2 separate regions of the Homo sapiens genome follow, and region 2 is linked to region 1. The links are chromatin loops, found by intact Hi-C in ENCODE. Cell type or tissue: prostate gland. All regions are shown on one strand. Each heading gives the region's core, and the rest is flanking DNA. Links, peaks and the distances in the headings are about the cores only.

What was found. Hi-C counts contacts between places; a loop is a spot of excess contacts. Peaks named below come from ENCODE experiments on the same cell type or tissue, not always from the same donor. Only the 100,000 strongest peaks of a DNase experiment are listed, where the experiment ranks them.
Region 2: a loop joins it to region 1, with 2.4 times the contacts of the local background. A loop is called at or near these places in 1 of 110 quality-filtered maps.

The regions. Positions count from the first base shown.
Region 1 is chr2:239,295,877-239,311,771 of GRCh38, reverse strand. All of the region lies in intron 2 of HDAC4 (histone deacetylase 4), which reads left to right. MIR4269 (microRNA 4269) reads right to left here and starts at 6,310; the gene lies at 6,227-6,310. RefSeq lists enhancers at 366-866, 3,561-4,207, 8,544-8,633, 15,013-15,628, 15,629-15,895. In prostate gland, for the core only: no CTCF peak of the experiment used is centred there; a DNase peak (open chromatin) is centred at 6,451; H3K27ac peaks cover 2,782 bases.
Region 2 is chr2:239,192,896-239,208,790 of GRCh38, reverse strand. All of the region lies in intron 3 of HDAC4 (histone deacetylase 4), which reads left to right. HDAC4-AS2 (HDAC4 antisense RNA 2) reads right to left here and starts at 15,146. Exons shown (of 2, transcript NR_198956.1): 1 at 14,615-15,146; 2 at 11,051-14,429. RefSeq lists enhancers at 6,899-7,465, 12,041-12,541. In prostate gland, for the core only: no CTCF peak of the experiment used is centred there; a DNase peak (open chromatin) is centred at 7,115; H3K27ac peaks cover 454 bases.

The DNA of each region.
Region 1 (15,895 bases), core at 4,054-8,053:
TAACACCTGCCATTAAAAAGCACGGGAGCTTCGTGTCAGAATGTAGTTTAAAATGTGTTGTAATGTTTGCGTAGAACAGAAACTTGAAGTTTTGTGAGAAACGGAGTCCCCTGTGTGTGGTTTTGGAGGGGCTGAGCTGTCCTTTCCTGTCATGGGTCACAGTGTCCCTCTCCCCCTCACCCATGAAATAATGACAGCGGCCTCCATTCCTACAAAGTCCTCAGTCGCGGGTGCCGTTTTATATCGTAAATCTGTCATCTTCAACTGGATGGTGTAACACTTGGATTCTACATTTCCCGGATGCTTGGAAAGGAGTGCCAGGAGTTATGTGTTCTGCGGATCAGAACAGCTGACGCCGGCTGAGGACACTTCATCCACTGTTTGCTCGGCGCTTGACAAATGCTACCCAGTCTAACGGTGAGCGTCGGGTGTCTCCGGGCTTGGTGCCTGCTTGTGCCACACATCTCAGTGCCATGCAAGACCAGCATGCCAGTGACACAGCAGGGGACACGTGGAGTTCAGGCTGCTGAGAGCTCGGAAGGGGCCAGGCCGTCCCCCTGGCCCTAAGGCTGCAAGGCTCTGCCCTGGAGCTGCAGAGCTAACACCTCACTCTGCGGGGTTGTAAAGTGGAGCTGATGCTGCTTGACCCCACAAAAGCTCACAGGCCTTTTAGGTGCCTGTTAATGCTGGAATGAAACCACAGGTAGCCAAGAAGGCCTGCCTGTCAGACCGCGACCGCGCAGATCTCAGCAGAATGTTTAAAAGGCGCTCTCTGCAGTTTTGGAATTGTGGCGCTGCTCTTGCTTAGTATTAGGGCTCAAGCAGGTTAACGTCAGGGTTCGTTTTCTTAAATGGCCGGTGGCCGTGGTGGTGTTGGACGTGGCTAACCTGGCACAGGGCAGCAGAGATCCAGGTGTCAGGCCAGTGGAAGGGTTGAAGCCTCTCACCAGCATGTCTGTTTTGGAGGGAAGTGTTGGACATTGAGTGAGGCCCCTCTGCACTCAGCGACCCTGCCCTGTGCTCCCAGACCCAGTTTTGGGTCTGCTTGGTTGGCATCAGGGTCCTGGCCCTTTCTGTGTTTTGGGACCTCTGTTTGCTTATCATATTTGCATCATTGCCTTTACTCCCTGGGGGGCAGAGGGGGGAGCTCCTGAAGCCATTTAGCCCTGCCAGCCTGGGTCTGCCCTTGTGCCTGTGCTGTGTTCTTTCTGCCTGGCAGTCCTGCCCTACGCAGTCTCATGGAGGCAGGGCTCATGGGAGGGGCCTTCCCTTGGCCCCAGCCATCCCCCCGGGAACATCACACTCTCTCACAGACACACTGTGGCCATTTTCTGTTGAAGCTACTCTGTGAAACATTCTCTATACTTGGTTCGGGGGGGAGCAAAATCCAGAATCTGCTAAACACCAATGCTGTCACTCAGAGTTTGTGTATCTGCTGTCTGTGGAGCTCTGGACCAGGCTTGAGGGACGCCTGGGGTTTCCACCCACATCTGGGGCAAACCAGACCCCCAAGTCACTGACATGTCGGTTTTTCTACTAATCACGTTGGCTTTGGCAATTCTGTATATAATAAGAAGTATTGTGTTCTCACTTGCACTTGGGCAGAACGGTTCACTCCAAGGCTGAATGACTGCCACGGACCATTCCCCCAGCAGGGGGTCCTGGGGTTTAGTGGTTTGATTCTGAGCACCTCTACGCACAGAGCCCCTTAGTGGGTTCCCTAACTGGACGGCTAACCCTGCTGTGGAATCTGACTTTTTCTGGACCGAAGAGGACAGGCTGCTCTGGAGAAACTCCTTGGGCCTTGTGCCTGATGCTGGCTCGGGCCACCCTGGCCACCCTCCCTTCATGCCCCATGGGACCAGGCAGCAGCATGGGAGGGGGCAGCTTCCAGAACACCCTTCTGCTAGGGGCTGCTGGCCTCCCTGCTGGCACGGCCACATCCATGGTCTGAGTGTGTGGTTGGAATGTTTTATCAACACCAGTCCTCACAGCTTCCCCAGATGAGCGAAGGGGAAGGGGATGGTGTGTGGGGGGATTGCCTCCCTTGAGGCCCCCCAGCTCCCAGGATACTTGCTGGCGGAGCTCTGCCTGCGGTGGAGGCCCTATGACTTGACCTCCATCTTCTCCCTGGGCCCCTCGCTGGCCCTCACTGGCAGGGGCTCCTGCACGCCTGCAAGGCCAGAGCCTCCCGCCAGGTGCAGGAGAAGTAAATGCAGGCCAGAGATAAATCGTATTTCCCTCTAACTCGGATGTGGAGTGAGAGGAAGGAAGCAGGAGTGGAGCTGAGTGTTAGTGAGAGGTGGCTGAGAAGGCGGGGTCCCGCTTCTTGCTTCCTTGGGCATTTGCTGTAGGTGCTGGGTTTCAGCCTGGAAGGGTGCAGCCTCTGCACTAAGTCTGGTTTGGTGAACGTTCATGGCCCCCAATATAAACAGTGTTCTGGGCGTTCTTTGTGACTCTCGAGCCGAAACACTGTGGTGATCTCTCGTATCATCTGCTTGTTATGTAATGTGACAACATGGATATGAAATAGAAACCAGATGTCAGGGTGGAGCGGCTGAATTCTTCCCCAGCGAGGCCGCCGGGAGAGCAGGACTTGGGTTTCTCCTGAGTTACGGCGCCGAACGCCCTGAGAAAAACGCCTTTGGAGCAGTTTCCGGGATTAAGCGAAAGTCTGGGCTGAAGGTAAAGCACCAAGTCAGTACGATTAACTCTTTTTTAAGAAACTTGTAAGGGATTTTCTGTGCTGTTATGTAACTGCTCAGTGTCTTCCAGCGAGCCGGCGGCTTGTTATCAAGAATCCGTTTAGAATGTTTGAACTCAGCCTCTGGGGGAGCTGGGAGCACTGTGGCACCTCCAGGGGCCTGCAGCGTGCTTCCGAGGGCTTGGGTGTAGAGGAAGGGGAACCCGTCTTTCGCCTGTGACAGCCTTGCCCTTGGGTCTGGGAGCAATGAGGACTCGGAACGTGAGCCTCCTGCTACAGGTACAGGCCCTGGGGGAGTGAGGGCGCTGGCGGACAGCAGTCTTGGCACTTCACGTTAGCAGATTCGGAGTTTCTGCAGCGGCTGAACCCCTGCACTGGGCTGGAAGGGGGGGACACCCGGAGGCCTGTTAACCACACTCTGCCTGGACTACACCATGAACATAGATCTTTGTGCTTTTGAAATACAAAAAACGAGCTCACCTGGATACGAAGTGTGGTTCCGGAAGCAGTATCTGGCTGTGGATGGAGGTTATGTATTCCACCAACGATATCTTCATTATTGTTATTTTCCTTTGGTAGCTGATCTTTCAGAGAGATCTGCAGATTCCTCACTTTGCTAAGAAGACTCTCTGAAAACAGGAAGCTAAGGAACTCCTCACTCCCAAGTTGATTACAGCCTCATGGAAGTGTGGAATTCTTATTAGGAAAGCCTGTTGCTGAGTACCAAGCAGGTTATCCTCTTGTCCCGTGTCACCAGGGGGCCAGCTTGATGAGGAAGAAAGTGACCCTGGCTCCCTCGTGTCCCCAAGGCAGTGGACTCCCCCCCGGGTCTCTAGCTCTCTTGTCCCTAAGCTGATAGCTCATCGTCAAGGAGGGCTTCCTGCACGCTGACCACCCCCATCTCACAGATGAGGAAGCTGGGGCCCAGGGAGGGTGAGTGATGGGGTGTAGGAAGGGTGAGTGACAAGGCCCAGAGAGGGCTTGTGATGGGCCCGGCTCTCACCGTTGGGGGTGGGATGGGCCATCCTTGGCTCCTCGCAGCTCGTTGCTGTGTGGCCACTCATTGCTGTGTGGCCGCTCACTTTGGGGGGGATGGGGACACTTTGCTGGCTGTTGCTGCCGGGCCTTGTGTTCCGTTTTCAGGTGGAGATCAGGAATTCTGAGATAGTGGCAAAACGTGATGTGGCTCGGGGTGCGTGGAGACGTGTGTGACAGTCCCCAAATCCACAGTGGCTGTGGGGTGGCGTTTCAGGCTGGGAAACCCTCTGGAAAGAAAGCACGAAACACTCCGACATCCTCATTCCATTTTGCTTGTTCTAAAAGAGAACTTGAAGAAAATCATCCCAGCAGCATTTGCTTAGACCAAGTGCGGTCATGAGAACGTCATCTGAGTGAGGAGGGCTTCTCTTGCATGCGTTTTCTTGAGCAGGAGTTGTCGTTTGGCTATTTGGAAAACCAAGTTTAGGGTCCCTGGTGAGTCTGCGAGGTCCAGGAAGCAGACACTCACTTTATCTAGGTGAGAGGACGGAGCTGCAGAGATGGGCCTTAGTGACCACTGGGCCCTCGTATCTCTGGCAGGTCCCTGATTAGTGGTGGGAGGGGGGTTCCCTTTTGTAGCCACTTGGTCTTTTGACAGCTTGGGGTACCCATCCTTCAAGCCCCTCTCTCCTGGGGCCCAGTGGCCGCCTCTGGGCATCACGGAGAGCCGCTCTTGTGTTGGGGCCTCCGGCTCCTCGGCTCTCTGCTTCTAAACAGAACACCCTCTTGTTTCTGAAAGTAGCCCATGGTCCCCTGAGGGTCCTGAGCACAGCCCCCACTCATCTGAGGATGACCATTGGGGCACGGAGCCTGCCCCAGGCCCTGGGCTTTGTGCCCAGGGCTCTCTTCTCCCTCCCTGTCAGGGTTTCCAGACCCCTCGTGGGCACCCAGGATGGACGGCAGGCACAGAGCTGGAGGGTGTGGCCTGAGATGGGCCATCCGGACGACTCGGGCCTCTGGGCTCACCAGAGTGCTGAATGAAGGCCGGAGGGCGAGAGTGGGAAGGATGGCATCACCCACCCTGCCGGTGGCCCCTATGGTCCTGCGGCTCCTGCTGCTTCTGGGTTACCCTGGGCCCAGGGTGCAGGCGCCCTTGGGGAGGTGCACACGGGAGGCTCAGGCCCTCCTTGGACATTCCTGAACGCCCCCATGCATCCCTGCAGCTCCTTCCAGAAGGTTCTCTCGATCCTGTCTGGCTCCTCGGGGGTGTGTGGGAAACCAGGCCAGGGTCTCCCGGTTGTTGGCTGGGGTGGGGTCCTGCCTTCGCCCCTTAGCATTCACCCCCTACCCCTTTTCACCATGTAAAACCCTGTGGGCCCTGGGCCCTGGATGCTCTGCGCCCGAGGACCTGGGTTCTGCCATCACCTGGGCAGTGTGGGGGGCATATAGGGGGAACATGGGGTGCCTGATGTAGTGCCTGTGTTTGACCTTGTTTAGGTGAAGAGCACCCTTTCCAGCTTATGTTTTGTATCATGACCGGGAAAGGTACGAAACAAGTGTGTCGGGGCCCAGATGATTTGATGGCTCTACGGGCCGAGTATGGGACACAGGATAGCTTGGCCCTGGGTCAGGTATTAGTCAGTCCTTGCTGGCACCTGGGCAGGGACACATCCGTGGATGGGGCCTGGCCAGGTGGCCTCTGAGGTCCTCGTGTCCACTGGAAGGCTGTGTCCTCTGTTGTAGTCACTGACTTGCTGGACCTGGGTGGGAGCTCACCCACCTGTGGATGGGCCAGGGAGCTCCTGGAATCACTAGAAAGATGAACTTTTTTTGCCTTCTAAATGTATGAAAAGATGGGAAATGATAGGAAAATAAGTGGAAGTCAGATCTATTCAGGAAAATGACTTCCCAGGGAAGAGCTGGGGTGCCTCCAAACCCAGAATCCTCGGTTTCTAGAAGCAAGGCTGACCGAGGTGGGCAGCATTCTTTGGGACCTTGAGTGATGAAGTAGTTACTTAAGCAGAGTGTTTCTCATGTGAAGCCAGGCAGTCTAGGACACTAGGAATCATTTCAGCGTGGGGGAGACGCAGACACTGTGCTTGCCCAGGGTGCTGCATTCATCTGAAATGCCGGTGGCTACCAGCTCTTTGTCACGGTTCCTCCGTGGTCTCCTTGAATGCTGTCAGATTCAGGGCCCGTGTGGGCAGCGGCAGCCTCGTTCCCAGTCGTGTTTAGGGAATGGGGTCAGAGAAGTACTTGCTAAAGCTTCCTGTGTGCACGTGTAATTGTGTGTGCATGTGTGTTAAATAAATGTATTTCAACTCGAAATACACGTTTCGTGGCCATCAGTCTAGGGATGGCTAGAATTTAGTCACTAAATGAAACTAAGCCGCACCGTCACCAATAATGTGAACATGATTAAAAACCACACTCAGTTCTTATTCATTTACCTACAAGTCCAGAAACTTTTAGAACTTATTTCACCATTAAAATAAATAGTTTTTTAAAAAATATACAACAATAAGGAAAAATTTGAAAGCCTCTTGCCCCTCCATCCCAGGCCTGACAGAGTGGCTTCCACAAAGAAAGAGGCAGAAGCCAGGGCTGTCTGTGCCTGCAGGGCGCTGTTGGGCTCACAGATGACCCAGACTCCCCCGTAATGGAGCCGCGGACCCACAGCGAGCCACTTGCACCAGGCTTAGCCAAGCTGACAGGCCAGCGGAGTAAGGAATGTTCCCTACCATTGTCCAGAAAATGTAACGAGGGTGAAGGTGTGCCAAGCAGACTCCCCGTGTCAGCCCTGAGGCGACTGCCATCGCTTTCAGAAACCTGACTACCAACCTGGATGAAAACCGACTGCTTGGTCATGGCCATGCAGTTAGAAAACACAGCAGCAATCCTCAGATGAGTGTGGCCGTATTTGTGTTACTCAAGCTGCTTTGTCATCTGCATTTGAAGAAACGTGGTGAGCCTCCTGTGTGTGCCCATGTGGCAGTGGGCACCTCTGCCCCCTGCAAAGGCTGTCTAAGAACACAGAGCCTGCAGTACAGGCCCTGCCTCCTGACATGCCCCAGGCCGGCTGGAAGAAAGCGCGGGACTGTCCTATTGACGTGGGGAGGGGACGGCTGGACTCTGTGATGCTAACTGTGTTCTCTGCTGGGCCATGTGGCTCCCCACAGAGACCCTGGGTGCCCAGTCATTCGCGTTCTCCTATGTGTGTGTATATATATTATATATACATGTATTTACTAACTTTAGAAAGCCCCCAAGGGGGCCTTGTTTCTGCTTGGACAGTCAGCGTCCATAGCGTGTCATTCCTAAGCTCCATTAAGGAGATTCAGAAGCAAGCAGTTACCCCTGGAGTCTGCACGCTGGGCACAAGGGTCACACCTTCGTTGAGAGCTCCTGACCCCAGGAGCCGAGGGCAGGACACGGTAGTGTTTACAGGACCTGGCAAAGGGGCACTGCCTTGTGTGTGAGGTTTTTTCACCAGTCAGTCCCTTTTAAAAACAGCATATCTTTTGAAGAACAAGAAGTTTACGCAGGCATAAGCAACTCACTTTGCACGTGGAGCTTTCAGGACGTTTCATGTCTGTTACGTTATAGCCTCTATCCTCATGGGGGCTCTGAGTTCAGCAGGGCCTGAGCTGTTAATCTGCTTTTTCAAATTATTAATAATGAAAGTAACACCATGCCACCACCTGGTATCATTTCATGCTTTCTATGTGCCTGGTGTTTACACGGCTTATCTCATTTAATCTTCCCAGCATGTAATAAAAATATTGCAACAGGTACTGCTCCTGTGTGGACTCCTTCCCCCGAGCTCACACTGCTTGAGGCCTTCCCAGCTCTGGGCTTTGTGTCCTGTGTGGACTTCTTCCCCGAGCTCACACTGCTTGAGGCATTCTAGCTCTGGGCTTTGTGAATATCCTGCTTTTATCCTCATTTATAGGTAAGAAAGCTGACTCAGAGAGGTTAAGCAGCTGGTCTGAGGTCAACTGCTTACGGGTCGGGGAGCTGGGCCTGCACACAGGGGTCTGATGCAGAGCTGGTCCTATCTGCTTTATAAGCTGTGGCTCACAGGGCACTCCAGGGGCTCGAGAGGACCTGGCGGGCTGAGATGAAGACTGGTGAGGCCTGGGAGGCAGGTGCTTGACTGAGGTGGGAAGTGGGACCTTGGTGCCAAGCATTCCCAGGGCCACGGGGCAGGCCTGTAGGGTCTGGTGGGTATCTGGGGTCCCGGAGAAGCCCTTGGCACGGGGCTTCATGAGAGCATAGGCGAGTGCCGCGCCCTGCAGTTGAGCACGGGGGATGCAGCTGTCGCAGTCGCTTTTGAAGAGTGAGGGGTGAGGCCTGCAGTTGCTGCCCGACGTTGTTTACAAGTGAGCAAGTTTTACAAAAAACATGGACAGCATCAGGGCTGACTTGAATTTTTTACTTGAGGCAGCAGCTCAACCTGTTGGTTTCCTCAATTGTGAATTAAAAAAAAAAAAGAAAGAAAGAAAACAGAGAAAGCTGACAACGTAACATTGATGAGAGGATTCTTAAGGGAGAACAAGCCACAGGCTGTCCCGAGAAAGGAGCGGGGAGATCGAGGAAGCACGCTGCCGTGTCTTGTTCGTGGGGTGCTTGTGACGCTCTCGCAGGATGCCCTGTGGGCCACACCACGAGTGCTCGGTGGCGACTGCAGAAGGGTGAGGGACGTTTCCCTTCACACCAGACGGCGGGTCTTGATGGCAGAGGAACCAGGCATCAGAGGAGGACAAGTCAATCCGGGAGCGTAGATAAAAAGGAAGCGAAACTTATTTCACATTGTCAAGCTGTCGGGGATTCCAGGGACCTTGTCCTCCAGGCCTGTCCCTGTGCCCTCCTGTCCCCAGGCCTGAGCAGCCGGGTGTGGGATGGGAACAGGCCAGGGCCAGGTGCCTCACGCCCTGAGGCTGGAGTCAGGCTCTGTTGCCACTTTGAATCCAGGGGCCCACCCTGAACCCTGAGCTGGGCTTCTGTTCAGTACGCGGAGGTGATGACCTCTCCCACCCGGGGGGGGTTTGAGGACTCCCGAGGTGGCAGGGGTGACGCCCAGCCCAGCATGCAGAGTGCCCAGGCAGTGCCCACACCTTTCCTCTCCCTGCCAAGGTGCTCCGGGCCTGAGCCTGTGTGGCCCCCTGCTTGGGGCTGTCACCACAATGCCATTCCCCGCACGCCCAGCAAGTCCCTCCTATGGGTGAGAGCCTAACTTGAGAGACTCTTTTGGGGAGGAGTAAGATGACCTGCCCTTCTCAAGAGTGAGCAGTTCTTAGATGACTGCCTTGAGCAGCGATGGTTCTTCCTGCAGGGGTGCGCCCACGAAACGCTCTGCGTGAAGCACATTGGTGCCATGCTCAGGCCCAGGGAGAGTGGAGGGTGCTGTGCTCTTGGACTGGGTCCTGGCTCGAGGGTTGAGGGGCTGGGCCATGTCCACAAAAAGTCACTGGATGGCTGGGCTGCTCCCACTGTGTCGCTGGAAGAGGGGCAGCGCCCGCTGCAGTGTTTGGAGTGCTTGGTCATGGCCCCACGTGGATTCTCCTTCCTGGGGGAAGCTGTTCCGTCCCCAGGTTTTCAGCTAACTTATCTGAGTTTTGATGAAGAGAGCAAGGGGTTTTGCTAATCTGGATTCCTGTGGAAGGGCCTCCTCTCTCTGCTCGTGTTTTATAGCTTGGCAACTCTAGTGCTAGTTCTGCAATATTCGAATTTGAGTAGCCAGAAGAATTTGCTGCCAGGGTGGCCTTGCCCTTGACTTTGAAATGAACTCACCCGAGACTTCAGCTTGATGCCTCCTTTGGCTAATGCTGGGTTCTGGGCTTTGGCCGCCGCCTGCCTGTCCATCACAAGGGGCCATGTTCTCCAATCAGGACAGAGTTCTAAGCATTTCACAGTAAAGCCTGCAGGAGTTAGGTTTTCTGTTCTTGACAGACTGAGAATGATACTGAGAATGTTTTCTGATTGATTTGGTGAGCTGTCTGTTTATAGCATCATTAGAGATTATTTTCCATGGCTAGGAATTATTCTTGACCTCACAGTAAAGGACTCTGAATCCCCCACCCCCTGCCTGTTTTTTTTGTTGTTGTTGTGTTTTTTTGTTTGTTTGTTTTAAAGAAAAGACTTGTACCATCAGTCTTAGGCGTAATCTCCTTGGCAGTAGTGAGGAGCAAGGCATCTGATGGAGAAACAAAGCATGGTAAGGTTTTTACCATTCAGGAATCACACCGCAGTAGCATTGTAGTATTTGATCACAATTTACTCTTACTTTTTTTCATAAAGAAAGAAATAGGCCTACAGTGGCTCTCACTTGTAATCCCAGCACTTTGGGAGGCTGAGGCAGGAGGATTGCTTGAGGCCAGAAGTTTGAGACCAATCTGGACAACATAGGAACACCTCCTCTCTACAGAAAAGATTAAAAACATTAGCTGGGCATGGTGGTATGCGTCTGTAGTCCCAGCTGTTCAGGAAGCTGAGGTGGGAGGATCCTTCGAGCTAGGAGGTCGAGGCTGCAGTGAGCCATGTCATACCGCTGCACTCCAGCCTGGGTGACAGAGGGGAGACCCTGTTTCAAGAGAGAAAAATAAAAAAAAAAAAAAAGAAAGAAAGCACCAGCAGAATTTAGAAATGTGGGCCAGTGTGGGAGCCTCGCCTGGCATCACTGGCCTCGCCTGGCATCACTGGCTGTGGGCTGCTGCTCTCGCCCTGGAGCTGTTACTTTGAGAGCAGATCGAGGACTCAGCAGGCAGGAGGAATGTTCACGGCAGGGTCAGTTCCCACGCTGCATACGCCCCACCATCGCCCCTCGTCGTGGCTGGGATGGGAGACCGACTTTAGAACCAGAGGCTGGGAAGAGGGAGATACCCCCTTCCAGAAGGGGCCTTCTGCCGCTGAGTAAGGGGGTGGTGCCCGGCTGGCTCCATGAGGGGCATGAGGGGTGCTGGCTATGCTTGGCCTGAGGGGTTGCTGCAGGAAGGCCTTGCTCCCCGCCGGGGCTGAGGGACCCGGCTGAGCAGCAGCAGCAGGAGGAATGAGCAGTGCTCTTGGAGCCCGGAGGAGGGGGCAGGGCTTGTCCTTCTGGACGGGCAGCCCCAGGAAAAGAGAAGCCCAGAGCTAAGGGCCCTTGCCCTAGGGAGGGGTCCCACATGGACCCCGAAGACGTTCCTCTCTGCAGCCCTTCCTGGCACTGCGTGGACACGATGTACGGAATGAGGAAAACGAGCTTCTTTCCCTTCTCTTTCACTTCTCCCTCCCATCACGCAGCGTGCAATTATGGAAGAGGATAAAGAAGGAAAGAGCAGTCGGAAAAATTCTGTAAGAACCGGAGAGGGGAGTTCGGGTGTTTTTACAGCTCCTGGGGTTCTCCGGGAAACAAAGGTGTGCTATTTCCACTTCTGTGTCTTCATTCCTGTTCTGCAGGGAAGCTCAGCCTGGCTTCATCCACATGGGTGGAGCAGAGTCAAGTTCAGTTGGGAATTTTTTTTTTTTCCTGCTCATTTGGAAAAAGAGGAAAAGACACTGGGATACAAAGAGGGCTTTATAAAGAAGAGGCCTCCTTGGTCCTCCACTCCAGGACTTTCTGCGATGGCGGAAATGGTCCATAGCAGCAATGCCCATCGGGGCAGCCACTGGTCATGCCTGACTGTTGAGCTTGTCAGCAGCCACATCAACACATGGATGGTGTGGCCGAGGAACTGGATTTCAAATTAAATTAAATTAAATTTCAATTTAAGTAACCACATGTGGCCAGTAGCTACCTACAGCGCACTCTCAGGAAGGCTCTAGACTGAGAGTTTGAGGATCATCCTTTATCAGTGATTTGAATGGATGAGGCTTCATCTGTTTGAATTTCCCAGTTGGGGTAAAAAGAGGGGATGCTTGTACTGGAATGGGAGTAGGTTCACAGCGCACAGCCTGGGCCAGCATCAGTGTGTTGCTGAATTTATGCTCCTTCCCAAGGTTGTTGAGGAGACTGGAAGAGAAGTTCTGTGTTAGAGAGAGGGACGCCCTAGAGGAGTTCACTTAGTCACAAGGAGCAGAAATGCCCTCAGTGGCATGGATTGAAAGGCACTTACGGATGGAATTCGGGAGAAATTCATGGAGCACTGCAGGGAGTCCTCTGATGGGACCCCTCTTCCTTCTCTGTCTCCCCTGTCTCCCGAGCCCCAGGACTGCCGGTCTCCCATCTGCTTAGTCCCCAGCTGCGTCCCTGCAGGCTCTCCGCTCTGTTGCTGGTTTGGTTCGTCTGGTGTGTGCCTCCCCTGTGACATGCCGGGAGCAGAGCGGAACAGCTGTGCCAGTCCCTGGGCCCCAGCTGGACTGTGCTGGGTCCAGGGTCTATGAGAGCTGCTGGGAGGCCACCAGTGCAGGTGGGCAGGACCTTGCTCCGTGATTCTACCCATGACGCTTCTCACTCAAGGAATTGGCTTTTGTTTCAGTGCATCCTATTGAAAATCACTTAGCCAGTAAGCAAATGTTGGCCCTTAGTCTGTTAAACATTAATACAAATAAGCACGTGTCGCTGCCCTCCCGTTGTACAGTTGTACAGCTGTAATAAACACCACTCGCCCTGCCTCGTGTGCATGTCTCTTCTGGTTTCGGCACCCCAGTGCCGTGGTTGTGCGAGGGGATCAGAATATCTGCTTGAGATTAGCCCATGTCAGCATTTTATTGGGATTGTTAGGCACCTCCGTCCTGATCATTGCACCACGCTCTGTCCCTGTACTTAAATATCTCTACTTGGCATTTGAAACAAAACAAATAAACCTATTGTACAGGATGGACCAATCATGAGGCATTTTCACTCTGATGTTGGCAGTGGATGTGTTGACATTGAGAGGATATTCATGGTGGCAGGCTGCCCCCAGTTCCAGGTTTTGGATATTTGGAATAAGGTAGGCTATGACAGGCCGGGTGCAATAGCTTATGCCTGTAATCCCAGCACTTTGGGAGGCCAAGGCAGGCGGATCACGAGGTCAGGAGATCGAGACCATCCTGGCTAACATGAAACCCCGTCTCTACTAAAAATACAAAAAATTAGCTGGGCGTGGTGGCGGGCACCTGTAGTCCCAGCTACTCGGGAGGCTGAGGCAGGAGAATGGCATGAACCCGGGAGGCGGAGCTTGCAGTGAGCCGAGATGGCGCCACCGCACTCCAGCCTGGGCGACAGAGTGACTGCATCTCAAAAAAAAAAAAAAAAAAAAAAAAATAGGCTATGGCCATGAAGGGTTGCTTCCGGATTCAGTACATTTAGGAGGAAATAATGTTGTTCATCATATGACACAGTTAAGTCTCCGAGAGATAATTAAATGAAAATCATTCTAAAATGTTTGATTAAATGCCTTTCTAGCCTAGCCCCTGTAGGTGGAGTGTCATGATTTCCACGTTGTTGGGTGCTGGATAAATGATTTAGCCACAGTCTCACGGCTCTGTAAAGAGTGGCAGGCTGTTCCTATCACTGCTGATCCTGTGTGTGCTGTGCACCGGATGTGGGTGGAATGAGGCTGCAGGGGCACCTGCATCCCCAGTGGCTATGATGACTAAATGAGGAGGCCCCTGTAGAGTGCACAGCGTTCACCCAGTGACAGTGTGATTGTAATAGCTGGGGTTGCTGGGACCCTAGAGTATCCACGGTGTGCATGCACTTGAACTTCAGGATACCCTGTTTCCCTCTGAGGTGCAAGAGCTCTGGCGATTCCGGATCCCTACTGTGTGTCAGGTTCTGGAAGCATCTTCTCTCATCTCCACGTGATGCCCAGGGGCTCCCCCAGCTTCTGGAAGCCACCGCTTGTCCAGGGCACCAGCCCAGTCTGTCGTCAAGCCTGGATTTGATCTTAGGTCTGGCTGCTTCCGGAATACCGAGACGGGCCTCTGCTGTTCCCTGAGCTTGCTGTCAGCAAATGTTTGGTGAGGAGAATTATTTGGTTTGGAATTTCTTGTTTATGTTTTAGTCCATTAATTTTTTTTATCCTGTGAAATATTTTAGCAACCCTAAAGACCCATGACACACAGGTATCTCTTCAATATTGTGCTAATTCCTGCCTTTTTTTGGTGTCTTCTCATCTCAGCATCAGTAGTGGTGGCCATGTAGGGACAGAGGCACTTAGCAGCCGCGGCACCGGGAATAATGATTTGACTTGGGGGCCCTGTGGAAGAGGCACATGTTGCCGCTTGAATTCTAAGAACACTATTTACCTTTCTGTTTTGAAAGTTCACTTTCACTTTCAAGGTCTCAATTTTCTCAAAAGTTCTAAAGTGATAAACATAGTCTTTCTAAGATTTTCTTTTTGCATTTGTGGCCTTCGTTGTGGCACAGCCCTGTGTCAGGTGGGGCTGAGCCCAGAGGGTGCTGAGGGGATGGGGCTCATGGTGACAGCGTGGTGCAATCCCGAGGCAAGTCCTTGGCACTGTGATGGGCGCTACCATTGGGGCCTGGCATCCCCAGGCCTCATTAGCCAGCAGTGACCACAGGTGATGCACAGGCGTTCTCATGTCCTGCTTTGGATTCCCTCCGTTAAGGAAACCGCAGCACAGCACCGCTCCACAGTAGCTCATAGCCGGGCAGCCAGGGAGCCGCAGAGTCTGGACTTGACCTCTGCAACCCCGTCTCAACCCTATGCTGTCACACCAGTGTCTGAGTTAAATGGCAATGCAAAGCTCTGGGTCCCATCTTCTAGCGGGGACCTTTGTGGCTTGCCCACAGGTTGGTGGCACGGATCGCTGCTCTCTGGGACAGCATGGGACCCTTTCTGGAGCGAAGTCCACTTCAGAGACCCTGGGTTGCTGTCTGACAGAGCTGTGGGCCTGCCTCATCCTGCGGCCAAGGTTTGGGTGAGCGCTGGCTGCTCGTGGGAAGGTTGGGGGCTCAGGCACCTTTGTGATTGCCTTGTCTTCAGTCTCCACTTCTGTCAGAGCTTACAAAGAGCAGCACATGGGGTCCAGAGGCTTCTGGGGAGCCACCCGTGCCCCTGACCCAAGGATGCATAGGCCAGCCCTTGTAGGAAGCAGCATAAGACTTAATTCCTTTTTTTTTTTTTTTTTTTTTACATGAAAACAAACAGAAATGGGAGTTTTATTTGTTCCCTGCAGCCCCACGAACATCTTTTGGAGCCATCTGGAGAGCTGATCACTTCTTTGGCGGGGACAATCAAATATTGAATGTTGAGGGAAATTAGGGCAAATGGCTCCAGGACTGTCCACTTTTGACAGACCTGGTGAGTGAGTTTAATCATTAATCATTAATCCACGCTTTCTAAATATATCTGCCCCGAAGAATCTCCCGGGCGGAGGTGAAAGTCCTGGTTCCCATGCTCCCTTGACCTGACTGAAGCACAGCTCCGGGGCCCGACAGTGGACAGGCACCCCATTTCATCCCTGTCTGGGGACACATTTAAGCAGTGCTGCCTCGGTTTGTTATTTAGTGACTTATTTTCAAGGAAAAAGATCCAGAAATGATTAGATAAATGCGAAGTCCTAAAAAAGAAAACAGCGCAGTTTCTCTTAAATGCCGGCCAGCATTGTGACCCTGATCTGCTGAGGCCTTGGAAGGTAGTTGAGGCTGCAGGAAATGTCACGGGGTGACCTTTAGAATTAGAGTGTCAGCACTCAGCTGGCTGCCTGCATCTGAAAAAGGAGCCATTGTAGCCAGTGAAATGGGGAAAAACCAGAAAACCAGCTGGGCCAGGGCGCTGCAGGACTGGCCATGACCGCCCTGTGCCACTGTCTGCAGAGACCCTGGTCCAGGCGGGTATTGGCCTCCTTCTGGGCAGAGTGCTGGTGTCCACGCCCAGGGCACACATACAGCTAAGCACATCCTCTGTGTGCGTGCATGTGTGCATACCTGCATATGTGCGTGTGTGTGTGTGCTTTGAGAGTGGTGGCTTTCTGATTGAACAAGCAGAGTGCTCAAGGACACGGCTCCAGGTCAGCCTGTGCAGGCTCCAGTTTGGTGCTCCCCTTTTCTTGCTGGATTAACTTTGGACCATCCCTGAGCCTCTTTGTGCCTCAGTGTCCTCATGTAAAATGGGCGTGATAGCATCCTCAGCTCTCTGCTGCTTCTGTGAAGATGAAGAGTCCCTCTGTAGATGCGCCCATTGCCTGGTAGCTCTAATTACTGGCTCTTCCTTCAGCACCCTGTAAGAAGCTGTTGCAAATGAAGTGTGAGTTGGTGACAGAGCAGTGAAGAGGCTGAGAAAG
Region 2 (15,895 bases), core at 4,924-8,923, 100 kb after region 1:
TGTTAGGTTTTCTGCTTGTTGCAGTATGTTGAAGTGGAATTGGATTTCTATGTTGATCTTATCTAACACCGTATTACATTTCCTTATTAGCTCTATTGACTTCCCTGTCATTCTTCTCTTTGCAGGTGGTGGGGGTGGGAGGAGCTCAGTATCTGTAGCCTTGGAGTCTGGATCAGGAGTTGTGTTCCCTCCCTTTGTGCCTGTATCATTACATCAGCTTTTTCAGGATTCACCATTAAAAGCAATATTTGCTGGGACCTTTTAATAGATAACTCTTTTTTGGTTAAAGAAGCGCTCTTTTATTTCTAGTTTGCTAACAGCTTTTATAATGAATAGCTGGATTTTAACATATACTTACTTTCATTCTGAAGATGATCATAATTAACGGTGAGTTGGATTTATAGGTGGTTTGTACATAGGTTGCTTTTCTTGTGTTTTCTTTTTTTTTTTTTTTTTTTTTTTTTGGGACGGAGTCTCGCTCTGTCCCCCAGGCTGGAGTGCAGTGGCGCGATCTCGGCTCACTGCAGGCTCCGCCTCCCGGGTTCACGCCATTCTCCTGCCTCGGCCTCCGGAGTAGCTGGGACTACAGGCACCCACGACCGCACCCGGCTATTTTTTTTTTTTGTATTTTTAGTAGGGACGGGGTTTCACCGTGTTAGCCAGGATGGTCTCCATCTCCTGACCTCGTGATCCGCCTGTCTCAGCCTCCCAAAGTGCTGGGATTACAGGCGTGAGCCACCGCGCCCGGCCTTTTCTTGTGTTTTCTTGTGTTAAAACACCAGGTGTATTGGTCTGCTGTCTTTTCTATAGACTATTAGATTAAGCTTGCTCATAGTTTATTTGAGATTTTTGTGACTGTATTTATGACCAAGACTGTAATTTTTCTGTCTTTTTTATACTTTGCCCAGTTCTTTTAAAAGGATATTTATTCTCCCCTCATAGGATTGGCTCAGGATCCTGCCTGCCCTTTGCATTCTCTTGAAGAGTTTGTTTAAAGTTGCATGATCCATTAGTTGAAACGTGGCTGTCGCTGCCTTTAAAATGATTTTTGTGAAAAGATTTTAAAGTATTAATTCAATTTAGTTCATGATTATAGGGTTAATTCTGTTTTCTATTTATTTTTTGTCAACTTTGGAATGTTTTTCTAGAAATGTGTCTACTTCATGTAAGTTTTAAAACTTACTGGCCTCAAGTTGTTCCTTTGTATTTTTTTATTTTTTAAATCTCTGCCATATCTGAGGCTAGGTGATTAAACTCCTAATGTTTTTTAATTTGTGCCTATTCTTTTTATTTTCTAAATCACTCATAACAGAAGTTTGTCTTGTATTGGTCTTTTGAGAGAATCACTTTTTAAAATTATTTTGGTGTATATGAGTGTATGTAATGATTACATTTCATTTCATTTATGTATTATCTGCTTTCATCTGTTTTCTTTGGATTTGTTCTACTGTTGCTTTTCTAATTTCTTAAAGATATATCTCGTCTTTCAGTTCGTATTATTATTGTCATAATAAGTATTTAAGGCTACCAAGTTTCCTCTAATTATAGTAAACAGAATCTTACAAGATTTTGTATGTATTTTTTTCATTCTTATTCTTTTTAACTGTTATGGCTTCTTCTTTGGCCCATAGATATTTAGAAATTTTTTTTTTTTTGAAATTGAACTTTCTATTGTAGAGAATTACAGGCATACCCAGCGGTGGGGAGAGCAGGTGGAGTGAGCCCTGGGGCGTGGTCAGGTGGCTTAGGCCAGGGCAGTCCCTCCAGTACTTGCGTTTAGGCCTCCCTCCCATCCCCAGCCTCTCAGTCTTTCAGAATCAGACCCCAGTCACCATGTCATTTCATCAATAACATTCTAGTGCCTAGCTCTCTAAAAGATAGGGACTCTTTTACTGCATTGATGATGTACATATTTAGACAAGATGAACCATTCTTTATTATTAGCAGATTTTTACCCAATGTTGATATATCCCTGATGGTGTTTAAAATCACTTTTTTAGTTTGTGGTTTGACTTTTGGTACCAGGAGTCTCTGGGTCCAAGCAGTGTTCATACACTGTGATTGGCACCTGTCATGAAGTCCTCAGTTAATCTCTAGGTTTCTTCTTCCTACCTTTTTTTTTTTTTTCAGTCCTTGAGATTTATCTGTTGAAGACACTGTATTGTTTGTCCCACAGAGTTTTCCTTCCTAGGTTCTAAATTTTACTTGATTTTAGCCCTGTCATGTCATTTAAAATGTTCCTTTGTTGCCTGGATTTCCTATAAATTGGCAGTTAGATCTAGAGGTTTGATCAGATTCAAGCTTGGTTATTTTTGGTAAGACTTTATAGATGCAATGGTGCACCTCTTTTGGGAGGCAACCAGCCATACCCATGTGTGTGTGTGTGTGTGTGTGTGCACGTATGTGTGCATGTATATAACAGCCGTATTTTAAAACATTTATTTAATTACTTTCTTTTTTTTTGAGGCAGGTTTTTGCTCTTTTGCCCAGGCTGGAGTGCAGTGGTGCAATCTCAGCTCACTGCAGCCTCTGCCTCCCACGCTCAGGCCATCTTCCCGCCTCAGCCTCCTGAGTAGCTGGAACCACAGGCATGCACCACCACACTTGGCTATTTTTTGTAGCTTTTGTAGAGATGGGGTTTTGCTATGCCTCACAGGCTGGTCTTGAACTCCTGGGCTCAAGTGATCCACCTGCCTCAGCCTCCCAAAGTGTGGGATTGCAGGCGTAAGCCACTGGGTGTAACTAACAGCCATATTCGTTATCCAACAAATTATTTCTTTCTTCTCCTTAAAATTCTTTCTGATGGATCCTGCCCCAACCTGACCGCTGCTTTGGAGGTGATGTGCTTTATTCCTGGCAGTTAAGGTGAAACGTTACTGCATGAGCTTAAAATGTCTAAAGTCCCTATTTTATGTCCCTGACCTCTACAACACGTGGGTTACAGACACTTTAACACTGAGCACCCCTTCCCCATTCACCTCTTGCCGTTCTCTACTATTTAAATTTTCCTTCACTTCAACCCCACAAGTTAGGTAAACTTCTTCCTTCTTCCTTCTTTGTTCTTCTCCCTCCCTCCTCGTCCTCCCCTCCTCCTCCTCCTCCTCTTCCTTCTTCTTTCTTCTTCTTCCTGTGTTGTTCAGATGAAGTCTGTTTAGATTTCTCTCCGTAGCCCCCAGTTCTTTGCTCACCTTTTCTTCCCTCCCCCTTTCTCTGCCCACCTCCATGTTGTTGATCCTCCCCTGACTGCTTCCTGGTGAGTTTTTTAAACTTTCTTAGTTTTCAGCCTGGTATATGTTTATATCCTGAGCTTTCTTGCAGAATAGCTTCCCTGTGAATGCGATTCTAGCTTGACAGTGGCTTTCTCTTAGTTCTCAGAGGCTCACTGGTCCTGGCTTCTGTGACTGCATTTCCTTTGTTGGATAACGTTGCCCATATTGCGGGGTCTTCTGAACTCTGTCTCAGCGGTCTGCTGTTTCGCTTTGAAGTTGTCTTGATTCCATTCTGCTTTTTCATGCATCGTTGTGCTTTCTGTGTCTGTAGATGCATGTCTCCCACCAGTTCTGGAAAATTGTCAGCCATCTATCTTCAAATATTGCCTCTCCAGAGTTCTGACAGTATGTAGAGGTTTGCAGCTCAGAGTACAGACTCTGGCACCTGAGTCCCTGGCCTAAATGTAGGCCTTGCCACCTGCCAGCCACGTGGGGTGGGGAGACCAGGCCGGAAGGATGAGTGCCTGCAGGAGTTCAGTGCTGAGGGACAGAGGCGGCTCGGGGACGGGGGAAGGTGGGGAGGCCCTAGCAATCAGCTTTGATGACAGGTGGGGTAGGGAGGAGCACAGACACCTTCCCTGTGACATTGAGTTAGCTCTTTGACCCAGGTAGCAGGGGTTAGCTCTGTTGGGGGCAATGGGGACCCTAAGAGGCTTTGGTGTCTGAAAACAGAGGAAGGGGCCATCAGAGGCCCCTCCGTGGTCTCAGCACCTGCCCTGATAGGAGCTCCAGAGGATAGACTTGGGGTGCCCTCTGTCCTGGAGGGTTGGATGCAGGGTTGAAACCTGACCCATTCCCAGGGTCTGGCTGTTGAAGGGCGAGAAGCGGCAGACTCTCTGTGCCAGGCCCGGGACGCCTGGTCCATCCCTAAGCCCTTCCTGAGCACACCTCAGTGGTGCAGCCCTCCACGGACCCTCTTTTCCCTGAAAGCAGGGGTTCTTGGGCCAGCGTAGGGGCTGGCAGTGCAGATGGCAGACTGTAAGGGCCGGTTTCACTGGACGTGATCCGAATCAGAGCCCTCTGCCCATTTCCCTGGGCCCATCGCAGCCTGCCTGCCAGCTACCTGCCGTTCCTGACATTCTGCCTGGGAAATCGTGTTTGTGTTCCCGAACCCTCCGCAGTACAGACACCTTCCCTACGGAGCCCTGTGTATTCAGGGTGCCTTTTCTAATAAAGCCCAGGCCGAGTCACCACTGCCTGAACTGGAGGGCCCGTGGCCCGGGCACAGGGGCCGCTGCATCGTGGTCAGCATTGTGGTCGGCTGTCTATCTGCAGTCACTACACCTGCACAGCATGGGGACGCCGGGACACGGCCGGCCAGCAGGATGCCCTGCGCAGAGAGGAGCTCACAGGTTCACAGAAGCCGCCAGGCTAGATGCTTAGAAATGAGGACTCCTGCTTTACACAGGAATATGAGGTTTACCAGAATCTGCTTCATTGTTCGAATTCTCTTCCCTTCATTCTCCTACACTATGAAGAGCTTTTTATTTCCCTTGGAAGAGAGAGAGCTCGATGGATGCATTGGACCCGGACTCCTAACCAGGAGCTGTGGGAAGGGCGCTGAGGAAATGAAAGCCAGTGTTTCTTTCTCCCTCTTCAGTGGAGAACAAATCAGCTCCTATTTTCTTGGTGCCTTATGAAGCGGGAGTGTTTCTGAGTCCTACTCGAATCCATTGAAGCTGATAATTCCATTTTAGTGTCGTGTCTGTGTTAGTACCTCGCAGTCCCTCATCTCCACTGCTTTGCATACAGAAGGTTTTGCAGACTGAGGAATCCCCAGCCAGGGCTGGGGGTGAGGGATGGAGGCTGCAGTGAAGTCTTTCCCTACTGGACTATGGGTCAGGGATGGGCAACTGTCTGTGGTCGCCTTGGCAGTCACCACGGCAGTCACCACACCCTCCTTTTACAGAAGACAGTCAGACCGTGGACGTTCAGTTCATGCATGTTTTAGAACCCAAGTCTGTTTCAGTTAAAGCGGTTCAGCTTCGAGACCACAGGACTCATACTGGTTAGTGATCCTGGAGGGAGGGAAAGGCAGGTCCTTTGGTTTCTTTCTTATATCCTGAAAGTGTAATTTTTGTATTTTCCAATGAGCCTTCTTGGCTTCTAGTTAGAGTAAAAAATGGAATTTTCTAAATCTGAGCACGGTCAAACGTATTTTTATCCTTGACTCGTGTGTGAAGCTGACACTGATTTTGCTAGAATAATTCTATTATTAAAAAGGGACAGGGAGGATTCTTCCCAGGTGCACCTGTGTCCACCTTGTCTGTGCTGGGTGGGCACCCACTTGCTGGGGGTTTGGAGTCTCCAGGGCTAGGCATCCACACTGGGCTTACTGAGCTCTTCCCCTTGGTGTTTCCCGCTCTCTTGCTGGACCAGTGGACAGGTCAGGCCCTTGGCCTTTTCGCGGTAGCTTCTGCCTGCCACCCTATGGCACAGGAGCCCTGCAGGGCTGTGTGCCTGTAGGGCTGAGGCTCCACTCAGCGCTGCCAGCACCCAGGAGTCTGGGCTTGCTGCCTGGGCTGTGCTGCACCCCGTAGCCTACATCCAGGTGCGGCGATCAGTCTGCTGCTGCTCAGGCGGCGTGGACAGGCCCTTCCTTTCTTGTCAATGCTCTTTGCCTTCCTGGTGCTCAACTAACAGGACATGCCAAAACCTGCAGCCCTGCGCCCTCCTGGACACACTCGTGGCATCCTGATCACTGGGTTTATCACCCTGGGTGATGAAAAGCTTTTTCTGGGCCTGCTGTTTTGTCCCAGAAGTGTGTGGAGCTCATGAGGTCAGGGGGTACAGCTCCATCGAGGAAGCCTTGCCTTGTCTCTCCTGGACGGTGATTCTCCATGTTGCATGGCCCTGCCACCGCCCCTCCCGCGTGGAGGGTGCATCCTGTCCCTGTGATGAAGACCAGCCACACCCATGCCAGCCCTTCTCCCAGAGTCCTGTGTTGAATACCAGCCACACCCATGCCAGCCCTTCTCCCAGAGCTCCGGTTGCCCTGCAACAAGCAGACATCCTGCTGTCGCCCCGATAGATGGAGGCCAGGGTACCTTCTCCAGAGTCACCCCGCTGGGTCTGAACTCACACCCCACCCAAGTCTACGCCCCGTCCACTGCCCCACTTTGCCTGTCTCCAGGTGTTACCTGTTTCTTCTCGTGTCTTAAGTCCACACTGGAAATTTGGAGAGACCAGGTCTTTCTATCTGAGTGTCCTGTGAGACAACCTAAAAGGAGATTCTGGGTGGAGATTACTCTCATTAGGCTTTCCTGACAAATACCATCCTGCAGTCTGGTACTGGAGACTGCAGAGCTTCCTACTATAGGTAGTCCCCATCTTACGCCAGTGTCCCCTCAGGCTGGTTCCAAGGTTCGTGGATGAGGTGAGGGCATGGAGACAGCCAGCCCTCCAGCAGCACCCGCTCGCCTTCTCCATCAGAATGTTCTCGGGTCCAGCAGACCCGGAGAAGCCCTGGGATGCTGGAGATGCCTGCAGGGGGGTGGAGGCTGGGGAAAGATCCTGCCAACTGCAGGGACCACCCTTCTCAGTGGCACAGATTTGGGCTGAGTTCATACCTTATTATGCATGCATCTACTTAGACTTTTTTTCTGCCAGTAAGAAAGCAGTTTGAAAACGTAGATTTGGAAGGTGCTTTGAGTTTGGTGCAAGTGAAAGCCGATTTACATAAAAACAAAAACAAAAAGACAGTGGAGTAAAATGCACACCTGGTATTAATTGTAGCTTTTTATTTTTAGCAGTGAAAATACTGTTTCAGGAATGTGTCGTTTCCATCTCTGTGCTCAGCAGGCTGGGCTTGGCCGGGCTTCCCCTCTCGTCACCTGTTTTTCTGGTGCTGTTGAGAAGGGAGGTGGGGCCTGGCTGTGCCTCTGGGGCTGTTGTCTCGGCCTTGAGCAGCTTTGTGGGAGCAGATCTAGGTTGCTGCCACAGCCCCAGGAGCTTTTTAGGAAAAAGTGACTTTATTCACGGAGAGCTGTGGGCTGTAGGCTCTCAGCAAATAGTAATTACAGGGGGGCCTGGCCTTTGGTCAGGAATGAAACCAAAGCCCAAGCCACACAGAGCAGGCCGAGGGGTCGGGCAGGCCCCCAGTGCTGGCTTTGGAAGACCATCGACTCCGGAGCAGAAGTTCTGAGGCCTCAGGGATGCTTGGGTCTCTACGGCAGGTTAGGACCCAGGCCCTCTCATTGCTCCCAAATCCCTGTGTTGCTGACCACACCCAGCCTGAGGCACCCCCCTGGGTGACCTGTGAGCTCCCCATAACACTCCTTCAGCCCCTGATGTTTCCAGCAAGACCAGCCTCCTCTCACTGTTCAGCCAGGTTAGGATGCCAGGGTTCTGGTTTGCTGTGCACTAGTGTGTGGCCCTGGGCAAGTCACTTAAAACTGTCTGTACATCAGTTTCCCACACCTGTCAAGCGGGGTGTCCCTTAAATGAATTAATACATCAGCACTAAAGGCCGTGGGCCAGAGTTCACCCCAGGCCCTGTGATTCCCCGGTAGTGAAGAGGACAAGGAGGCAGGGGAAGTTTCCTGTGTGGGCCCTCTCCCACCTCCTGCTCGAGCGAGCAGTCTCCTCTGCTGCAGTTCTCAGGGAGCCTGAAGAGCTCCACCTCCCTTCTTTTCTAGAAGGCTAAAGCGCAGTGCCATCCAGGCCTGGCCATGTGCTGCAGCTGCCTTCATGCTAGAACTCTGCACCGAGAACGCCACTCCGAGCACGGCGTCGAATGCAATCTGCCTGTGACGCGTCTCTCTCCCGCCCAGCCCCACACAGAGAAAGCCTCCCCTGTGCACATCCATAAATACCACTGTATCTTCTCTTTGCATTTATTTCTTTACATTTTGATTTCAATGGAAAGCAATACAAAGCACCTTCTTCTTGCACCATAATATTTTTTATTCTTATTTTTCAAGCATAATTTAACTTACAGTGATTGTTAACATAAGCTTTTGTCTTTGGCATTGCATATATCCATCTAAATGAGAGAAACAGAAGTGGCATATAAAAACTCACCTACATACGAAGCTCCAAGGTAGGGCCACTTAAGTTACATGTTATCTACAGAATATTTTTATATCTTTACCTTAAAGAATACTTCTACTTTCTCTACCTCGTCTCTACTTTGCGTGCGTGCCCCTCCCCACCATGGTAAATACAACAGTTGCAATTCAGTTAAGAACACTGGGGGAAAATGACATCACATGTAAGTCAGCGTTTGGAATGGGTCTCAGTTATGACCGTTCAGGCGTTTGAATGTCAGCTTCAGCGCGAGGTGCTCTCCATAGCTCTGAGGAGGGATGGCAGGTCAAACACGCATGTCCGTCCCTCAGGAAATTCACAAAAACGCCAGTAAAGATCGATAGTTCGTAAGTCCCAACCCAATAACAGCGCTTACCCCAGTCTCCAGACTGTGGTCTCTAAGACTATTTCCCAAGAAAGGGACCCACACAGGGGTCAAGAAATGTACAGGAAGAGGGCTGGGCGCGGTGGCTCACGCCTGTAATCCCAGCACTTTGGGAGGCCGAGGCAGATGGATCATGAGGTCAGGAGATCGAGACCATCCTGGCCAACACGGTGAAACCCCGCCTCTACTGAAAAAATCAAAAAAATTAGCCGGGTGTGGTGGCTGGCGTCTGTAGTAGTCCCAGCTACTCGGAAGGCTGAGGCAGGAGAATGGCGTGAGCCCGGGAGGCGGAGCTTGCAGTGAGCCAAGATCGTGCCACTGCACTCCAGCCTGGGTGACAGAGCGAGACTCCATCTCAAAAAAAAAAAAAAAGAAATGTACAGGAAGACCCCAAAGCATCTGGTAGCAGAACAGGGCGCTGCTCTCAGAGAGCACTCACAGGGTCTGGAGGGCCGCCCGATCCAACCACGGGGCTCCTGCTCGTCAAGGACAGGACTGTGAGCATTCGTAAACAGTGACCGGAAAACACACCCTCCTCACTGCTCGAGTTTGGAGGCTGCCACGAGACCCACTCAGGATTTTCAGACATGGGCAAACCGAGGAAGAGAATCAAGCATGACACTGCCTTTCTCATAAGCGCTGTTTGTGAGAGTAACAAGATAGTTGATCTTGGATTCCTTCCCGTTATAGAAATGGTCCTGCTAACACATGGAGAGGGGCTGATGGGACTCGAAGAGCTCTGTTTTTAACCCTGATGAGAGAATCTAGTCAGTGATCATTTTGAGCCTTCGCAACACAAAAAAGCCACCCAGAGAGCAGGGGTTCGCCTTAGGCCTTGCTGGGAAGTCTAAGCTGCCTCTGACCAGGCCTCTCGGTGAGCACCCAGCTTTCAGAAGAACGGGGGACAGAGCCTTGCTCGTCAGCACCAGGGTGTAATCAGCAAAGTGCAGATGACCCGATGTCTTCAGCTAATAAATTATCGGGGTGGGGGTGGTGGGGGGCAGGAAGCAGGAGGTCAGGGGAAGGGGTCTTAAAAGATACATCAGCTAATTACAATGTATTTGGATCGTGATTTGAACAAAATATTTAAAAGTGTTTATGAAACTATGGGGACACTTTCTGGCTACTTCATAATATTACAGACTTGTCCATTTATTTGCGTGTGTTGATGGCATTTGATTTGGAAGTCTTCGCAGTGACGACTGGGGCCTGCTTCCCTGTCATCTAGAAGGTGGGGAAGTGGTGGATGAGCAGAGGACCTGAGATCGGCTTGATTACACTATTCTTCATGCTTTTGTGTATTTTTGGAATTTCTCATGAAAGATAAAAATATATATTCCAGAGAAAGGTCATAAGCTCACAAAGATGGGGAGAACAGAAGAGGGGCGACACGAATGAGAGCCTGGCAACTGACAGCAGGTGACAGAGTCACAGCGATTCAGCAGACCCAAAAAACAGATCTCAGCCAACCACGAGGAGCACTGAGAACTCACCAGATGGAAGCTGCGCTGCCACAAAGGGGTGCTCTCCAGCGACTATGATCCTGAGCGCCTCTGCATGGGGACAGGAGCAAGCTGAGGATGTGGGTACTGCAGCAAGAACGGGGGGCTAGTCACTGTGTCCACAGCAAACACTGAGTAGGGGGTCCCTCCCTTGGTACACTGAAGGCCCAGCTCTCACCCTCTAGTCCCAGGATGGAGAGGCGCCTCTCGTGGACAGTAGGCCAGCCCTAGGGGAAGGTTCTCTGGGCACTGAGCCAGGGGGTTCCTGATGATGCCACCTCCAGTCACCCTCCATGAAGCCTGGCATTGAGAACCAGACTGTGCCCACAGTTGGCAGGTGGTTTTCGTGCCTCCACTCACACTCGGCAACACATAACCAGGGGCAACCAGGCACCTGAGGGGAGGCTTTTGCAGGGACGGTGGAGAGCAAACAGAGACTCCACAGGGAAAAGAAAACTTGTCACCAGGCTTGGTGGCTCAGGCCTGTAATCCCAGCACTTTGGGAGGCCACAGCGAGAGGATCACCTGAGGTCAGGAGTTTGAGACCAGCCTGGCCAACATGGAAGGAAGGGAGGAAGGGAGAGAAATTAGCTGGGCATGGTGGTGCACACCTGTAATCCCAGCTACTCGGGAGGCAAGGCATGAGAATCATTTGAATCCGGGAGGTGGAGGTTGTATTGAGCCAAGATCGCACCACTGCAGTCCAGCCTGGGTGACACTCAGCACACACACACACACACACACACACACACACACACAAACTTTTAGTGAGCTATCATTACTATCTTCAGAGACTAGACAAGATATTTTATCTAGGAAATATGAACAGGATGACATTTTAAAAAAAGAATATCCAGGGTCCATTGTCCTCTGAAAATGGCTGTTTTATTTGTCAGTTAGAAACAAAATAGCAAAAATCATGAAACCTCATTTAAAAGGTTAGAATATACATTTAAGGAAATCACACATGAAGAAGCGTGTAAGACAAAGACAAGGAAAACAGGGAGGATGGAAAAGACCCAGTATTGTTCTGGGAGATCTCCTACTCAAGGGGTAGAAGTTCCAGAAGGAGAGAATGGGAAAGGGGAACCCTTGATGAAGTGCTTCAGGGAGCCCCCTACGATGGGAGCACGGGAGCTGCCGTCTCCAAAGGACCAGCCAGGCGCCCAGCAGTGGGTGTGAAAGGTCTTCACCAAACCACACGGCTTCGAAATTTCGGAACGCTGGGGGCCTGGAGAAGACCTTATAGATACCCGGAGAGAGACATCGAGTCACACTCAAGGTGCAGCATCACGTGGCGCCCATTTTCCTGACAGTACTGGGAGAGGAAGACAACAGAGTTGCGCCTTCAGAATCCCGAAGGCGAAGGATGGTCTTCAAGCTGGAATTCTATACCCAGCCAAAGTCAGGACGCGTGAAGGGGAGAATCGACACGTTTTCAGATGTGCAGAACTTACTCTCATGCCTCCCTTTTTAAGACACAGCTGGAGCCTGAGTTCTGCAGAGTGAGAAAATAAACCAAGGAAGACGATGGCTGGGACAAAGGAAGCGGGAGACTTAAGGTAGGGCAGAGACAGAGGGAATCCCCTGGAGGAGTTGGACCCGTCCAGGCCAGCAGCAGTGCAGACAGAGGGAGCGCCTGCCCGGGGTGAGTGGCACAGCTTCGGAGGCAGCGTCTGGGCCGGCCTCACCAGACTGCCTGCCTCGCTGCCTAAACCTGAGGATGCAACACTCAGCCGCTTGTCTGTGCCTGACCTCTGTTGACCACATGGCCCCACTCTCTCTTCCTTGCCCCACTGCCTCGATTCCCCGAGGTCACTCATTTCTCCAAGGGGGTCTTCTGCCCAGTTCCCACCTGAGAGCTGGAGGTGGCCACCATGGAGGGCAGCTCACCCCCCAGACCACACCTTCTGGCACCTGGTTCTGGTCCACATGACTGCCCTGCCAGATGTTAGACGGGGTGTACTTGGTTTCCTGGGGGTCACCCGTGGCTTCACCCCAGAAGAAGCTCTGGTCCCCTGTCCCAGAAGCTGACGGCAGACTCGGACTCGAGACTGTCCTGTCCCGGGAACCATCGTCAACTCCTCCTTCCACTGCACTGGTGTTGCTGCCTTCAGTCTTCAGAAAGCAAAGGACGTGTTTTCAGGGCCACATATATGCAGATGTTATTATCATAGCAAAGCAAGAGGACACTTAACAAGGTCAGGATGTTGCTCACGGGGTAGGGGGTGCATGTGGTTTGAAGGGACGCAGAGGGTGACGTTTGGGCCTCATTGAAGCGGAGGATGCACTGGTGCTGGTTTCATTACTGTTCTTTTACTAAACATACTTGTTCTTCAGCATGGATGGCACACTGCACAATAAATAAAGGGTGAAGGACATTGTAGCTAAGTCATGCATTTCTGATGTGCTGTCTCCCTCCTCTTCTGTCCCATCCTCTCTCTTCCCCCCACCCCCACATAGAGGCAAAATATCAGTGTAAGAGGAAATCATGGTTACATAGTTGAAATATCTATTATTTTTCCCTTGATTTGAATGAGTCATTCTTTACTTGAAGAGACCCTAAACATTGACTGTGTTACCTAAAGAATAGTGCCTCTTTTTCTTCCATATCTGTATGATGGCATGAAATCGCGTCCTGAGAAGAGGACCTAAGCATGTCGTGGAAAATCAGTATGCTTCTTTATGAACATTTATTTTAAAAGAGCGAGAGAGAGAGACTAACAGGTTTTTCTGTTTGTGATTGAGAATTCATTCACAGCACACTGACCGTCTCCCATTGGACTCTGAATGCGGCCTTTGTGCTCTCACTGACGTCAGGAGTCTGATTGTCTTAATATGTTTCTCAAGGCACAACCTATAAAAGCCGTTTTCTGCTGTACCGTAGAATATTCATGAGAATACAGACTTTTTTGTTTTGATGCTGCATTCTTTAAGGAGAGAAGGTTTTATTGTTTTCTTCAGGGTGCTTTGGGTCAAAAGCACTAGCAGCTTCTGTTGGGAACTCGTGGCATTTTGAATGGTTTTTGATACAGAAATAGCACAAGTCACGTCTGACACAGCCGTAGGCGCACGAATGCGTGAATGCGATTGTGGTTCTCATCTCTGCAGCTGGTGTGTGGGGCCGGGCCTGGGACAGCTTGGGCCTCATCCCCACCCACCCGGCTCCCAGGATCCTCATTAGGAAGCCCTCAGGAGCCCTGGGGTGGGTCTCCTTGCCCTGTGAACGCTCCATTTGTGTTATTGAATCCAACATAAATGCAGCATTGTCTTCAGAGGTGAGCAATGGCCGTGGCCGGAGGTGCGCATGGGATGCAGGCGGCGTGTGCTGCTGTTGATTTTCTCTGCTCTGCTCTTAGCTTACTTTAGCAGATAGTGGAGTTTCACGTGGCAGTCCGGTAAACCAAGGCAGTGTGAACATCCCTTCCCCACAATGAGTGAAAATGCAGGAGGTGCCGTAGTGAGAACAGCGACAGCATTCTGCGCATTGGTGAGCCCGACTCCCCAGCCTCGGTGCCCACCGAAGCCCCCTCTGGCTGCACTGTGCCAGTGAGTCCAGGCTCCTTCTCAGCAGAAGGTGGCTGCTCTGCAGGGCCCCTCGCCTCCCTGCTCCTCAGGGGACCCGCACTCTTCCATGTCCGTAGGGAGACGCGCACCGAGCTGGAGACACAGATCTGCGAGGAGTAACTTGCCTCTCTCACCAGCACTGCCAGGGGCGGATCAGCGCCAGCACCTTCCAGCATGCGCTAAACTGCTGGAGAAGCTGGAGTGGCTGGAAGGAGCCCTGCCTGCCTGCCCTCCTCCTCCTCAGTTGCTGGCCTTGGCAGCTCTAGGGTGACCCAGCAGGGGCCTGGAGGAGTAGGAAGCAGCTTCCCAGCTGCAGTCTGCATCATCCTCTCTGTGCTGTCACAGAATGGAAGGTTTTAGCAGAAAAAGGAGTTTGTAAGCGACATTCAGAAGATTTGGGCAGCAGTTTCTTCCCCCATAGGGTCCTGTCTTTTGGGAGTGGGGAGTGCTGGGCCAGGCTGCTCGCTGGCTGTTTCACAGGTGGTGGAATTTAAGAGCAGACTTGGGTCGAGCTGTGACCGTTCAGGTGATGCACGCACAGGAGGTTCAGCTGTGTGCCTGTGAGGCGGGCAGGAGCGTCACCCAAGCTTCAGAAGAGAATTCCCCGGCAGCAGCGTGGCGCTCAGCATGTTCCGTGTCTGACTGTTTTGATTGTCTCTCAGTCCAGTTGACAAATTCCTTTTAAGATGAAATTTGAATTAATTTGCAGAACTTGTACAAATCTCCAAGAAAACAGCTTAAGGAACAGATTAAAGAATGAATGCCTTAGGAATTAAAGCATTAATAGCTCTTGAGTAGACTGGATGGAAAGATGAGTTGTGTAGGTTATCCAGATGAGGCTACATCCAGGGAGCAATTCTTACCTTCAGAGGGCGCTGCCTGTCCTCCTTGGCATCCAAGTGAGCGCATCTCCTCCACGCTCAATGATGAATGCTGGCCGGCATCCCTGTGAGGAACCTTGTGATCATTTTCCATTTCTGAAAACTCCCAGGTGGTGGGGGCCCTTGGCCCACATCAGCATTGACCACCCCGGGCTCAGATCTGGCCAGGTGCCTGCGTTGTGATGGGAATTTCAGTACACTGAATTTTGCCTCTGACCCTGATGAAATAGCTTCGGTGGCATTTGCATCAAGATCATGTTAGTGTCATCTCTATTAGATGCTTTGGAGCAAACATGAACTTGGGTTTCCTTTTAAGATGTCCTGTGATTCCAGATTCAGGGGAATCTGAGAAAAGTTTGAAGAAAGAAAATTCCACTCGGCCAGCCAACCTTGGGTGTGCAGAGCCTGCCCCGCCTTCCCCACTTTGTCCTGAGAAGCTGGGTCCTCCCCAGCACCAGAGTTGCTGCTGCTTCCCCTCGCGCTCTTGGCTGCTCTCCCGGCCCCAAGCCTGAGTGACACTCTAGGATTGCAGATGGCAGGCTGGTCTCTGGGCTCCCCCGTCCCCATGACCCTCCACCTGCACCCAGACCTCTGGGTCCTTGCTCAGGCAGCCCCTGCCCTCGGTGAGACGCAGCCCACTGTGGGCCCTTCCCCTGGGCCTGCCATCAGCTCCTGTGCTCCTCGGCGCCCCAGCGGCTGCCCTGGGCCCGTTCCCACAGCACCTGGCACACAGCAGGAGCCATGAATGTTCTTTGGGAACTGAATGAGGAGTGGAAATGCGGGCATGTCATGTTTTTGAAGTTAATAAAAAAAATCCCTTAAAAGTTGTTTTATGTTCGGTTTTTAAAGAGATTAACACCAGACGTTTACAATGCTGCCCCCTCCCTCCATCTGTGAGAAATTAGAAATGGAGGGGGATGCGCTAAAGCCAGCAGCGGGTCAGGCCTCTGCCCAGCGCCTGTGGTGGGACCCTGTTTCTACATGGGACCTTGGGTGACAGCAGCACATCTTATAAGCAGGGGTCCCACCCAGGCCCCCCACACAGGGATAAATGAGGCGAGACGTAGGCAATAACCCAGCTTCCAAGATGCAACGCTGTGCAGTTACTTATTCCCTGTGCTTATTTGTTCAAGCTAAAATGTCTCTGTTTGACCAAACAGAAAGAATATGAGAGAGACCAGTTTCACCTACAAATATAGACACCAGCATTCTAAATAACATGGTCGTTGTTGATGCTATTTTGTTTTTCTAACTTTATCCCTT